2 separate regions of the Homo sapiens genome follow, and region 1 is linked to region 2. Evidence: chromatin contacts called from ENCODE Hi-C data. All regions are on one chromosome and are shown on one strand. Each heading gives the region's core, a stretch centred on a gene start or an enhancer-like site at or near the end of the contact. The rest is flanking DNA. Distances are from core to core; before and after follow the strand shown.

Region 1 (6,545 bases), core at 926-3,425, 530 kb after region 2:
CAGTGACATGCCTGCCTCCCTGCACCTGGTGCCCACCAGTCCTTCACTCTACAGCTTCTTGTGACAGCTCTACCATAAGAGACCCCACAAGGACCCAGAGAAGGCTCCAAGGAGCCCCTTCTCCAGCCTCAGCCCCTCCCACAGTCCTGCAGCACGGCTGCCACTGTCGCCCACCCCCACAATCAGGCACCATGTGCAGGTAACTCTCAGCCGTCCCGTTTCAGGCAACGCAGTCACTTGCACTGAGCTTCCGTCCTCAGAAACCTCCAGCTCTGTGCCCCAGGGCCTCGCCACTGACAGACAGAGGGGACCGAAGATGGCTGTCAGCACCACGATTAGAGCACACAGACCCCAGAGTCTGCGCCTGGCTCTTCCTGTCGCTACAAGCTCTCTAGCCTCAGTTTCTCTGCCCTTACCATGGGGATCCTGTAAGATTTCACTGAGACGATGCAGGCACAGACTGAACAGGCACCGCGGTGGTGGGAAGCACACAGACCCAGGCGGTCCCGCGCCCACTTCTCAATCACCCCTGCTCTGGGCCAGCCTCCTTGCTACATGATTCCCCTCTTACAGGCCTGCCCCCTGTGCTTGGGACACGCGTAAGCCTCCAAACAAGGCCCGCAGCTCTGAGGGACACATCCTGTCCCCTGCACAATCCCCATGACAACTGGAAGGGGCGAAGTCGGTGTGTCGGGCGGCTGGAAGGAAAGGTGTTACCCCACACGATGACCTTGAAAACGGCCCCCACCCCCGTTGTGTGCGTGTGTGTGTGTGTGTGTGTGTGTGTGTGTCTGTCTGTCTGTGTGTTTTGTTTGCTTTTTAAGAGCCCCTGGCCTTCATCCAGGACAAGAGAACAGGCGCTAGAGGGATGACCCCACTAAAAGGCTGCTGTGGGGCTTTTCCCAGCTATGGAATGTTCACGCCCAAAAGGGGGACCTGATTACTAAGGTATCCACAAGTCCTTACCCGAAGCAAAAGCCTAAGAATTCAGTCACTGGTGTTTTCCTGAAAAATGCCCATCCCTTCACCAGGGCGAGTCCCTCAGCACGTGTGGGAGGAAACGAAAACGGCTCCTGGGGGCTGTCCGTGCTTCTGCGCAGCTCCCCTTGTACCCCAAGTAAAGGCACTGGGCCCTCCACCTGGCAGGCAGCCCCCTCCCCTCACCCCTCCGAGGGTCCCCTCCGGCTCATTCCAGAAATAATCCACACCGCCTACCAGGCCCCAGGTCCACAGGCTTCAGGACAGGGAAGCCCAGGGGCCTCCAAGAGGAGCGGCCACTACTGCAAGACTGGCCTCTGGACCCTCATGGCTTGAACTTCCACCTGAATTTCCTCCCAAAACAAGCAAGAGGAAGGCTGGGTCACTGAATTAAAGAGGGTCGTTTACGGCTGGGCGTGGTGGCTCACGCCTATAATCCCAACACTTTGGGAGGCCGAAGCGGGCAGATCACCTGAGGTCGGGAGTTCAAGACCAGCCTGACCAACACGGAGAAAGCCCCATGTCTACTAAAAATACAAAATTAGCCGGGTGTGGTGGTGCGCGCCTGTCATCTCCGCTACTCGGGAGGCTGAGGCAGGACAATCGCTTGAACCCAGGGGACAGAGGTTGCAGTGAGCTGAGATCGCACCATTGCACTCCAGCCTGGGCAACAAAAGCAAAACTCTGTCTCAAAAAAAAAAAAAAGAGGGTTGTTTACTACAACCCCTCCCAGCATTAAGGAATTTCATTCTAGGGAATTTGGGGCATTTATATGAACCCGTGTGTTCAGGTTACAGGAAAAGAAGAAAAAATTAGAAAACGATTTCCCCCAAGGCTGTGAACTGAAGAAATCACACCAAACTCAGGACTGCTTTCTACATGCTGCACCCAGAAGATAACATCTAATTCTGTTTGAATCCAAGTGCTGGCAGGGATGAGCCCCGTGGCACCGGGCCACAGGCCACACCCCAGCTAAGGTGGCCGCTGCCAGGGGCCCCAGACCCCATCTACCCACCTATCCCCTTCCTCAACAGGTTCTGCTATCGGGTTTCAAAATGTGCAGGCACAGGCACCAGCCCAAACCCAAGGGGACCCTTCAGCAGCGACACTGGGGCCAGCGTGGGGTTCTGGCACGCCCAGCAACATGGGCCCGCTCCAGGCGTGGCCAGCACCGCCCCTCCTGCCGGCTCCTGCCCAGGGCTTTGGGAACTTGCCCGGAGTTTCACCTGCCTGCTACTTCACCTAGACTTTTAAAAATGGTCTCTCAACACCCTGGTCGGTACATGGGGCCAGACATAGACCTCTTGTCCCCGGGCAGCTGGTGCTGAGGTGGGCGCCCTGCCCTGGTGAGTCCATGTCCCGTGGACCTGTGGCCCCTTCCATTCTCCCAGGCCCCTTTTTCCCGTCCGCCTCCTGCTCCTCCATTCCCTCCAGGTCTGATGACTCAGAGAGAGGCAGAAGTTACTGTCCTGGCAAACCCGTCTACGAAGCTTGGCCACAGTAGCCCTTTGGGAGACAATGAGGAAGACCTGACACTGCCCACTCCCAAAGCCCCTGAGACGGGCCAGTGCCACGCTAGGCTGCAGGACAGCTAGGTGCTGTGCGTAACCCGCCAACTCTGCTGGGCCTTTAGCTCAGCCTTGTGCAGGCCTGTCCCCATGACACCCTGCCTTCCCTCTGAGGCTGGGTCCTGTTCCCATCCCACTCATGCCAGCAACCTTGTCATTTGCTTCTCAGAGGCACCCCCAAACCACTCCACTCAGATCTCACAGAGGCCACCAAGGACCTGCCCTTGGCTAACCCATCACATCTCTGTCCCCAGGCTCTCCAACCGCCAGACGGCATCCATCACGGATGACCCCCTCGGAGACACTCGCCCTCCCTCAGCCTCCAGGGCCTGCACCCGTGGGCCCTCCCCTGCACGTGGTTATTCCTGCTCCAGCTCCCAAGCAGACTGTTCCCCACCCAGGAGGCTATTCGGGCCATGGCTCCTCAAGGCTGGGCCTGGGTCCCCTCCTAACTGCCAGCACCCTCACTTCTGTGTCCATAACCTGAGCTGGTCTCCCCAGTCTGGACCTGCACACACAATCAACTTCAGGACACTCTCAAAGACGCCCAGCCACACGGGGCCAAAAATGGCCTCACGTCTTCTCACCAAAGCCGATTCCCGGTAAGGACTCTGGCTCAGGGAACGAACCTCTCTCAGTTTCACTCTCATCCTCCCAGAGCCAGTTTTTTCTGGAAGGCACAGACAGGGAACATGCCTTAGGAGCTGCCCGGTCCAGGTTCAAATCCCACTGCTGCCATCACAAGCTGGTGCCCTGGGAGCCCTGTCCTTGGTTTGCTCATCTCTAGGATGGAGGTGGCGACGGTACTTTCCATACCACAGTGTGGCGGCTGGAAAACTGCAAGCGATGGGGCCTGCAGAGCCTGGGAGGGTTCCCGGCACATGGAGCACATCGGCTGAGATGTGTCTGACCATCTAAGCTGGCAAAGCCCTCCTCAGCCACCCCCATGCTGGAGCAAGCATGATGTCCCCAGCTTCCCTCCCCTCCACTCTCACCGCCCAGCAGCTGGGACATGGGACCCAGCTCTTGCCTAAATCCTCCCGAGGGGGCCCACCAAACCCTCCACAGTCAGCCCTCTCTCGACCCGGGGGATCCATCTGACTCCCGGTCTCCCTGCCCATCACACACTGCACACGTCCAGGGGGGTAGAGAAGAGTCCCAGCCCGCCCTTGCCTGCACCTGGTGTCACCACTCTACCCCTGAGCTCAGCCCCCTTGCTCATCGGATGGTCCATCTCCACCCAGCCGCAGAAGTCAGGACCACACTGGCTCTCCCGGCTTTCGCACACAGCAGGTGCTCAATAAACAAACCAACACTCCTTATTTCTGAGGCAGTGTTTCTCAAGGTATGAGCAAGCCACTGTCTCCAGACTTATCAGAGCTCTGAAATGGTTAACTCATTGCCAAAAGCACTGAACTCTCCTGGGAAGGTTTGACACTGGCAGAATCCTGCTTGGCCACTGAAGCAATTTAAGATGGTCCGACCCAGGCTGGGAGCGGTGGCTCACGCCTGTAATCCCAGCATTTTGGGAGGCTGAGGCGGGCGGATAGCCTGAGGTCAGGAGTTGGAGACCAGCCTGGCCAGCATGGTGAAACCCCATCTCTACAAAAATACAAAAATTAGCCAGGCATGATGGCGGGTACCTATAATCCCAGCTACTTGGGAAGCTGAGGCAGCTGAGGCAGGAGAATCACTTGAACCCGGGAGGCAGAGGTTGCAGTGAGCCAAATCATGCCATTGCACTCCAGCCTGGGAGACAGAGCAAGACTGTCTCAAAAAAAAAAAAAAAAAGGTCCGATCCTTCCCTACCCTGTGAGTTCCAGAAAAGCACGCTGCCATGCATCCAGACAATGCCTGAACAGTAGCCCGCCCCTACTTCCTTCTTTGCAATCGTCTGTTTAAAAGCCACTGCAATATCCTGTATTTAACTAGGCAAACACTTAGGGAAGCTTTATCAAGCCTAGACGACTTTATACCATCCACTCTCCACCAAAGTCAACGGCGAGAAGGTTACTCAATCCTGTTATTTCACCGAGTTTCAGTATTTTCTGACATGCCTGAATGACTCATCCGCCAATCATTCTCACCCACAAACGCCACTTTCCTACATCCATGGGTCTGCAACACACACAGCAGGAGAGGCAGGGACATCGCCTTTCTCCCAAGCTCCGCATTCTGCAACAAGAGGCCTACAGCCCTGCACCCACGGACACACACTCAAAGTGAATTAAAAATGACGTGGCCCGGCCACAGATGACTGGAGAAAAGAAATGTGGTACATATATACCATGGTGTACTATTCCACTATAAAAAAGAATGAGGCCAGACGCGGTGGCTCACGCCTGTAATCCCAGCACTTTGGGAGGCTGAGGCGGGCGGATCACGAGGTCAGGAGATCGAGGCCATCCTGGTTAACACGGTGAAACCCTGTCTCTACTAAAAATACAAAAAAATCAGCCGGGCGTGGTGGCGGGCGCCTGTAGTCCCAGCTACTCGGGAGGCTGAGGCAGGAGAACGGCGTGAACCCGGGAGGCGGAGCTTGCAGTGAGCTGAGATCGCGCCACTGCACTCCAGCCTGGGCGACAGAGCGAGACTCTGTCTCAAAATAAAATAAAATAAAATAAAATAAAATAAAAATAAAAAAGAATGAGATCCTGGGCCGGGCACAGTGGCTCACGCCTATAATCCCACCACTTTGGGAGGCCAAGGCAGGTGGATCACGAGGTCAGGAGATCGACACCATCTTGGCTAACACGGTGAAACCCCGTCTCTACTAAAAATACAAAAAAATTAGCTGGGTGTGGTGGCGGGTACCTGTAGTCCCAGCTACTCAGGAGGCTGAGGCAGGAGAATGGTGTGAACCCAGGAGGCGGAGCTTGCAGTGAGCCGAGATGGTGCCACTGCACTCCAGCCTGGGCAGCAGAGTGAGACTCCATTTCAAAAAAAAAAAAGAATGAGATCCTGTCATTTGCAACAACCTGGATGGAACTGGAGGTCATTATGTTAAGTGAAATAAGCCAGGCACAGAAAAACAAATATCCCACGTTCACACTTGCTTGTGAGATCTAAAAATCAAAGCAATTGAACTCATGGGGACAGAGAATAGAAGAATGGTTACCAGAAGCTGGGAAGGGGGTAGCAGGAGGAAGGTGGATGGTCAATGGGTACAAAAAAATAGCTAAAAAAATGAATAAGGCCAGGCACAGTGGCTCACGCCTGTAATCCCAGCCCTTTGGGAGGCCAAGGCAGGCAGATCACTTGAGGTCAGGAGTTCGAGACCAGCCTGGCCAACATGGTGAAACCTTGTCTCTAAGAAACATACAAAAATTAGCTGGGTGTGGTGGCGTGCACCTGTAATCCAATGTACTCAGGAGGCTGAGGTAGGATAATCACTTGAACCCAGGAGGTAGAGGTTGCAGTGAGCCGAGATCATGTCACTGCACTCTAGGCTGGGAGATACAGTGAGACTCCATCTCAAAAAAAAAAAAAGAATAAGACCTAGTATTTAGCCCAACAGTGAGACTACAGTCAATAATAATTTAATTGTACATTCAAAAATAACTAAAAGAGTATAATTGGACTGTTTATAACACAAAGGATAAATGCTTGAGGGGATGGAGACCCCATTCTCCATGATGTGATCATTACACATTGCATGCCTGTGCCAGAATATCTCATGTACCTCATAAATACATACATCTAACCAGGCACAGTGGCTCATGCCTATAATTTCAGCACTTTGGGAGGCCAAGGCAGATGGATCACTTGAGCTCAGAGGTTGGAGACCAGACTGAATAACATAGTGAGACCTTGTCTCTATTACAAATAATTAAAAAAAAAATCAGCCAGGTGTGGTGGTGCAATGAGCTGAGATCAAGGCTGACATGAATCGTGATCATGCCACTGCACTCCAGCTGGGGCAAGAGAGCAAGACCCTGTCTCATACACACACACACACATATATATATACACACACATAAATTTGTGTATATAATTTAT
Region 2 (6,455 bases), core at 5-2,504:
GGATGGCCTGGCTCCCTGTGAGAGGAGGACGCAGGGGCAGCTCTGAGGTGAGGCTGGTGATATCCAGGGCCTCGGGGCACAAAAGCTCCTTCCTGGGACCCCGCCGACCCCATTTCCACCTCCTGACCAGACCCCGAAGATCGAGCCTGAACGCGGGGCCTCCCGGTCCCAGGATCCACTGCACGATGGGGCAGTGACACCAGCGCCTCCTGAGAAACTGGAGGTCTTTCCCCCAGGCCCCCAGGATTCACGTAGCTCTTCATCCCCAGCCAGTCCCTGGCCTCTGGCCCTTCACCCTGTCCTTAACCTTGGGGTCGGCTCTGGTTCCTCCGCCTCATCCCTGACAATGCCCAGCATGCCCACCAGAGGGCGCTCAAGGGCAGGGAAAGGACCTGGTTTGTGCCAGGCCTTGGCATGGGAGCCGAGACTCCTGGGACAAGGGGAGTCTGTCCCGCCCGTGGGAGACACAGGGCAGGAGAGTGCGGGATCTGGATTCCCAAAGACCCAGCTTCCAAGCCACTAGGCCGTATGACTCTGGCAAGTCCCTCGCCCCTCCGTAGTACTGCCTGCCTGGGGGGCTTCAAGGAGGGCCCGGTAGGACCGGGGGACACTTGGCTGCACCTCTATCCCATGTGGGGAGACTGAGGCCAGGTGGGGACATGGTGTCTGGGGCCTTTGCTGTCCCCATGAGAAGTAGGGTGAGTTTTTGAATCTGCAGTCCCCAGGGGGCTGAGGGGTCTGCAGGTCCCAGAAGCACCCCCTTGGCCGCCCAGGACACACAGCACACCGCAGCAGCCAGGCCCAGCCCCGAGGTGGCGAGAGAGGAGGTGTGGACAGGCCCTGTTCTGTTCCTCCATCCCCCTGGGTGCACGCCGGGACTGTTTCTCCTCAGCTTCTGTGAGCGGTGAGGAACCTCAGGGTGCAAGTGTCTGGTGTGTCCCTGTGGCCGCTTCTCCCGACTTACACGCAGGAGGGGACCTGTTCCTGTCCATGCCATGGTGGCTCTGGCTCTCTCTTCGGTGTCCACAGTGGCTGCACCATTTCACCTTCCCACCAGCAAGCGTGTGCACAGGCTCCAATCTCTCCACGCCCTCCCCTGCTCTCTCCGGCTGTGTGATTCTTCACTGTGGTTGCTGTCACAGCATCAGTGACAGTGAGTCGGTGCCGCACTGTGCTCCGTTCCTTCTCACGGCTGATTCCCACCCTGTTCTCTTCCCCCCCGGGAGCTCACGCTCAGGAGGGAGAGGGCTCCGGAAGCCACAGCCCCGCACCATGAGTGGCCAGGGCGAGGGAGCGGTGGGCCAGCAGGCAGGGGCGAGCTCGATGCCTCAAGGAAGGCTCCAGAGTTCACTCATTCCATGAGTGTCAACCAACAAGCAGCTCCCTGCGGGCCTTATGTGCCAGGCCTGGGCTGAGAGGCTCTGAAGTTACCAAAATCAGCACCAAAGTGTAGCAGTCCCCCTCAGTCCATGAATTGCTAAATCAAGCTCAGAGTCTAGCGGGAGAGACAGACCGGTCGGCCAGACAGACAGACAGACAGACCACCCTCCTCCAAGCTGGAAGGCACCTGATGCAACAGGGAGCGCCGAAGGCAGATCAGGGAGGGCTTCCCTGAGGCGATGCCACTTGGCTGAGTCTGAGAGGCGAGGAGGGGATAGCTGGGCCCTGGGAACCACCTGCGGGCCCAGGGTAAGTTCCACGTAACGCCCCGGGGGTGACACTTGGGTCAAAAGGAGGTCAGCAGCAGGCAGGGCTGGGCCTGAGGCCTGGGACAGAGCTGAGTCCTGGCCTATGGCAGTGGGGCCAGGGCAGGCACCAGGACCTCCAGGGTGCCCCGGTCCAGGGAAGGGACCTCCAGGGTGCCCCGGTCCAAGGAGGGGACCTCCAGGGTGCTCCGGTCCAGGGAGGGGACCTCCAGGCCATCCCAGTCCAGGGAGGAGAGCTCCAGGCCGCCCCCATCCAGGGAGGGCTGCTTGACTCTGGTCTCTGCTCCCTGCGCTGACTCAGAGGGCCGGTTCCGCTTTGTGGAGCTCAGTGGGGCCGCCCTCCTGCTCCACGGCCTGGTGGCCGGCTGTGGTCTATGCTGAGGAAGGGGAAGCCCAGGTCCATGCTGCCTGCCCAGGACCTCTCTGCAGAGCCTGCCTCTTCTCTTGGCCCAGGTCTGGCATCGGGGTGGGCTCCTGCAGCGGCCCCGCCCGTCCGGAGTATTTCCAGGGCCAGGGAGACGGGCAAGCACACAGGCACGTTGCGATGGGTGATGGAGGGGCGTGCAGGCGATGGAGGGGTGTGCAGGCGATGGAGGGGCCCACGCCACGTGGGTAGGCAGGGCCTGGGAGAAAGGGTGCCCAGGGACCACAGGAGCTGAGCCCTGAGGGTTCAGGGGAGAGTGCCAGGAGGGGGAGTAGGCAGGAGAGGAGGAACAAGAATGACTGAGGGGACCTCAGGACCCAGACAGGAAATCATAGCACAGGTCAGGGCCCATGTCTGGGGAGAGGGGACAGGAAGGGCTCTAAGGCAAGGATGGAGAGGCAGGCAGGCCACGGGAGGCCTCTGGACTGAGACCCAGATGCAGCAGGCTTGAGGGACCTCAAGAGAGGGCACTGCAGGCAGGGGCCCAGCCGTGCAAAGGCCCTGTGGCAGGAGGGCTGAGGTGCCACCCACACAGCCCGAGGGCAAGGGCTGCAGGAGAAGGGAGAGATGAGGTAGAGATTTTCCCAGGGCCATCCCTCCCAACTCGACCCCCTCCCCAACGGGGTCCCAGGGCCCTGCCATTTTAAGCCTGAAAGAAACCAGTTTGACTCAAACTGGAGGCATCTCCTCTGGGAATCTACAGCCCTAAATCACAGCGCCTGGGCAGCGAGTTCACTTCAGGACACACTGGTCTTCTGAGTTCTGTCTTCCTGTGTAGCTGGGGGGGATGGACAGCCCTGGCCCCGGGCCACTGTTCCCCGCCAGCGCATTGTCTGCCAGGCCAGCGGCGGAAGCAGCAGCTGCTGGGGCAGGCGGAGCCTGCTGGAGGAAGCCAGGGCCCCCCTAACCCCCGCCCTCCGCTGTCTCCACTTGCCCCACCCCCTCCACCACTGGAACCTGGGGGACAGAGGCTGGGCATGGAGACCCGCCCTGCCTCCAGCACGGGCCCCCCCAACGCTGGCCAGAACCCTCCCTGTCCTTCCACCCACCCAACTCAGCCCAGTCCCCTGTAGACTCTCAGGACCATCTGGTTTTCCAGCTTGTGGGTGACTGACCCACAGTTGCCCTGACTAGATGTCGGCCACCTCTCCGCCCAGAGGGAGGGGAAGAGAGAAAAGCCAAAGCCTAGTTTACAAGGGAAGTGACTCCAGGCCTGGTTGCCTCCTCCTCCCCAAAGAAAAAGAGTTCAGCTACTGGCCCTGTGGGAATCTGGACCCCAGACCTCAGGGGCAGGGACTGGGGGGATGCAGAGGTCAAACCTGGGAACCTGTAATGGTTCCCTGGTCCCAACGGCACCTGCCCTGAGCTGAGCCCTGAGCCTGACTCTACAGTCCCAACCCACCACCCTGTGCCTCCTACCCCTCCCCAACCCCAACTCTCGAAGCCAGGGTCACCGGACACTTCCCTCATCCTTTGAGGAAAGATGGTGAAGCCTCAGAGGCGGGAAATGGATTCAATTGTCCACAGCTGAATGTGTATGATCCTGTTCAGGTGTGAAAACTGAGTCAGTTCAGTGCCCGGTGGCACCTGACATTCACAGCATCCCTGTTGGAGTGCCCGCCTTGGACGCCATCTGTCCAGGCAGGTGTCCTCTGCGGGCTCTTGTTCCAGGCTGGCACGGCTGCCAAGTCCCCTTAATGGGCCAAGTCCCTCTGGATCACCCAACGCCTGGGTCACTGCTCCTGCGGCCACTCCTGGACCTGCCGCTCCTCATCCCCACCCCTCACCAGGGCCCAGCTGTGCACCTGTGCACAGCTCCCGCTGGCTGAGTTCCCCCAGGCAGTGGGCACAGGCCAGCCCTGCCCGGCCCGCAGAGCCCACCCTCTCCTGTCCTGAGGATCTGAGAGCCCTCTTAGCCTGGTCCCTTCCCCAGGGCTGGCAGCAGTGCCCCCCCAGGGGCCCTGGCTCTTTGTCTCCTCAGGGACATTGTTTGGAACGTAGACTCCTGTTGGCCAGGGATCTGGTTTCTAGACTCTTCTTTTGCTGTTTTCCTTCAAACGTTAGCCACGCTTTTCAAAGTATACTTTAACCTCAGACGCTGGCCGGCATCTCCATCGTCCCTTGCTGGGTACTGCCCTTGACCGTGCAGCTGCCTGGGGCTGGAGGAGGTGCAACCTTGGGGAGAAAGTCACATCCCTTCACCAGGCAAGGACAGCCAAGCCCACTGCCAGAGGAGTCATTGGGTTCAAGTAAATAATCAAATTGGAACTGTGTGTTCAATGTAAGCATCAGAGAGCCTGCTGTGCACCCTCCCCCCCATAACCTTCTGTGGCTCCCTGTCGCCTCCCTGAAGGCCTTGCTCTTCAGCACAGCACACTTGAGCCTCTGGGTCTTATTTCTCCCCTGTTCCCCCTCCTCAGGCACATGGGAGCCATGCCTCGTGCCTTTGTCATGTGGGCCCCTCTGCCCGATCGGCACAGGCTCACAGGGCCAGGTTCAAAGGACCTTCTAGACTCTTTGGCTTCAGAGGGGCTGTCCACACACCTGGCCAAACTGCTCCTCACAGCCACCTTTCCATCTGCTCTCCCCTGCCTTCCTTGCCCTGGCTAACCCTACTCAGCCCTCAGGTCTCACCACCTCCTCCGGGCAGCCTCTCCTGACAGCCTCCACCAGCCCCCAGACTCCCACAGCCCCCAGACTCCCGCAGAGGCCTGAGGTGCCATCTAGGGGCATTGTCCAATGACAGGGGACAGCTCAGAGGTGGGGGGATGTTCTGTATGCACTCCCTGCCTGCTGAGCTCAGGAGCCTGGGGGCCAGGCAGTTGGAGAAGCAGACAAGCAAATCAACAGCAGAAATAGAAATGACACTGACAGCTACCACCTGGCACCTGCCTTAGAAAATGCATTGAGCACAAAGGAAACAGACGTGCAGGCGGCCAGGCGACATTGACACTGCGTGGAGTAGGGGACAGGGATTCAAAGCCCAGGCTCCGGTGGGCGCGTCCCAGGCACCTGCTGCCGCGCTTCCCAGAGAGTGAAATTCGCCACTGTGGGGTGGGGGCATCTTAAGGGTTGTAGAAACCAAGGAGCTCAAAGGAAGGAGCCAGGGGTCGCCTTGTCCAGAAGGGATTTGGGGGTGCAGCAAAGATGCCGCAGAACATCAGAACATGTATTTAAAAGTAGAGGTGAAAGACCAAGGGAACGGGGAGAGAAGGTAGGTCTAAGTGGAGGCAGAGATAGGCCCACGGCTTTGGCTCCAAGCTTCCCAGTGGCAGAGGCAAAAAGGGAAAGGGGCAGTTTACACAAATTACTATTCTATGGGTACAATTAAAAGGCACCACATCCTACTCCTGATGCTTCCCTTCCATGGCGGACTGGGGATGGCACAGGAAAAGAGCGTGTGGAATTCCTTCCCATCCTGTACATGTTCGGAGCATTGCACTCTCCCGGGCTCTGGGGCTTCCAGGTGAAACAGCCCCTACCTGCCAGGCCCTCAGCCCGTACCTGTGACAGCCCCCTGCTTCGTCCTCACAACAGCCTGGGCACTTGAGGTTGGGGTCTCAGCTGTCACTCTTCCAACCCTATAAATGAGGAGGTGGAAGGAAAGAAGCCAGCACTTCATGAGGACATGGTGGTCTGTCTGCCCATGATGCAGACGCCGGCTTTGTGCAGGGACCCCATTCCTCAGCCCCACATGTGTGCACCTCTTTGGCCGGACCTGTCCTCCCATCCAGGTGCCTCCCAGATGAGGGGCCTGTGCTGAGGGACTTGGTTTTGTGTCTAGTGGCTGCTCCTAGCACCCTCACCTCTGTCCTCACCCAACCACTGGCCAGCTGGGCTCCTGCCTCCCTGCAGGTAGGGCAGGTGCGGAGGGAGCACAGCCCTGAGCATCCAGTCTTTTCAGTCTGGCCAACCCCCAACCCAGTGGCTCTGAAGGTGCCTGGAGAACCAACAGCTCAGGACCCCGCTGGGCAGACCAGGCCTCTCACGTGGCTGTAAGAGAAAGTTCCTCCACCCCACCCTACCCCTCGATGTCTCCTGCCCCTTCCACCCTGGGCAGATGATGGCTCCATACAGGCCAAGCCTGGATGCAGGTGGATCCAGGCCAAGGACACGGGGGTCCCCTGGAGTGAGCACAGATGGTGGCATTCGTTTGACCTGCTGTGGCCTCTAGAGCCCCGAGCCACGTGGGCCAGAAGGTGCAAGAGTGTTCAGGGGAGACCAGGGAAGCCTTGGGGCTTCTCCAGTTACCCCAAAACATAGACACTGACAACAGCCACTTTCTTATGCTCCATGGGTCATAGTGGGAGTGCCTGGTTTCTGTT

The links. Hi-C counts contacts between places; a loop is a spot of excess contacts on that map. Pooled maps may share reads with other maps.
Region 1: a loop to region 2 is called in a map of aorta, with 9 times the contacts of the local background. The contact joins two enhancer-like sites. A Hi-C loop is called at or near these places in 8 of 168 maps with a recorded cell type or tissue (A673, HAP-1, adrenal gland and 5 more) and 4 of 50 pooled maps.

The regions. Positions count from the first base shown.
Region 1 is chr22:46,523,781-46,530,325 of GRCh38, forward strand. The region is part of intron 1 of CELSR1 (cadherin EGF LAG seven-pass G-type receptor 1); the gene reads right to left. Among named protein-coding and RNA genes, the nearest start is that of CELSR1, 11 kb to the right of the region's middle. RefSeq lists an enhancer at 4,436-4,937. Within about 2 kb of position 2,176, at least 3 of the 41 ENCODE cell types and tissues checked have a DNase peak (open chromatin) inside an H3K27ac peak, as active enhancers do.
Region 2 is chr22:45,994,650-46,001,104 of GRCh38, forward strand. No RefSeq gene overlaps it. Among named protein-coding and RNA genes, the nearest start is that of WNT7B, 21 kb to the left of the region's middle. RefSeq lists enhancers at 530-1,448, 2,412-3,081, 6,385-6,455 and a silencer at 1,803-1,952. Within about 2 kb of position 1,255, at least 22 of the 41 ENCODE cell types and tissues checked have a DNase peak (open chromatin) inside an H3K27ac peak, as active enhancers do.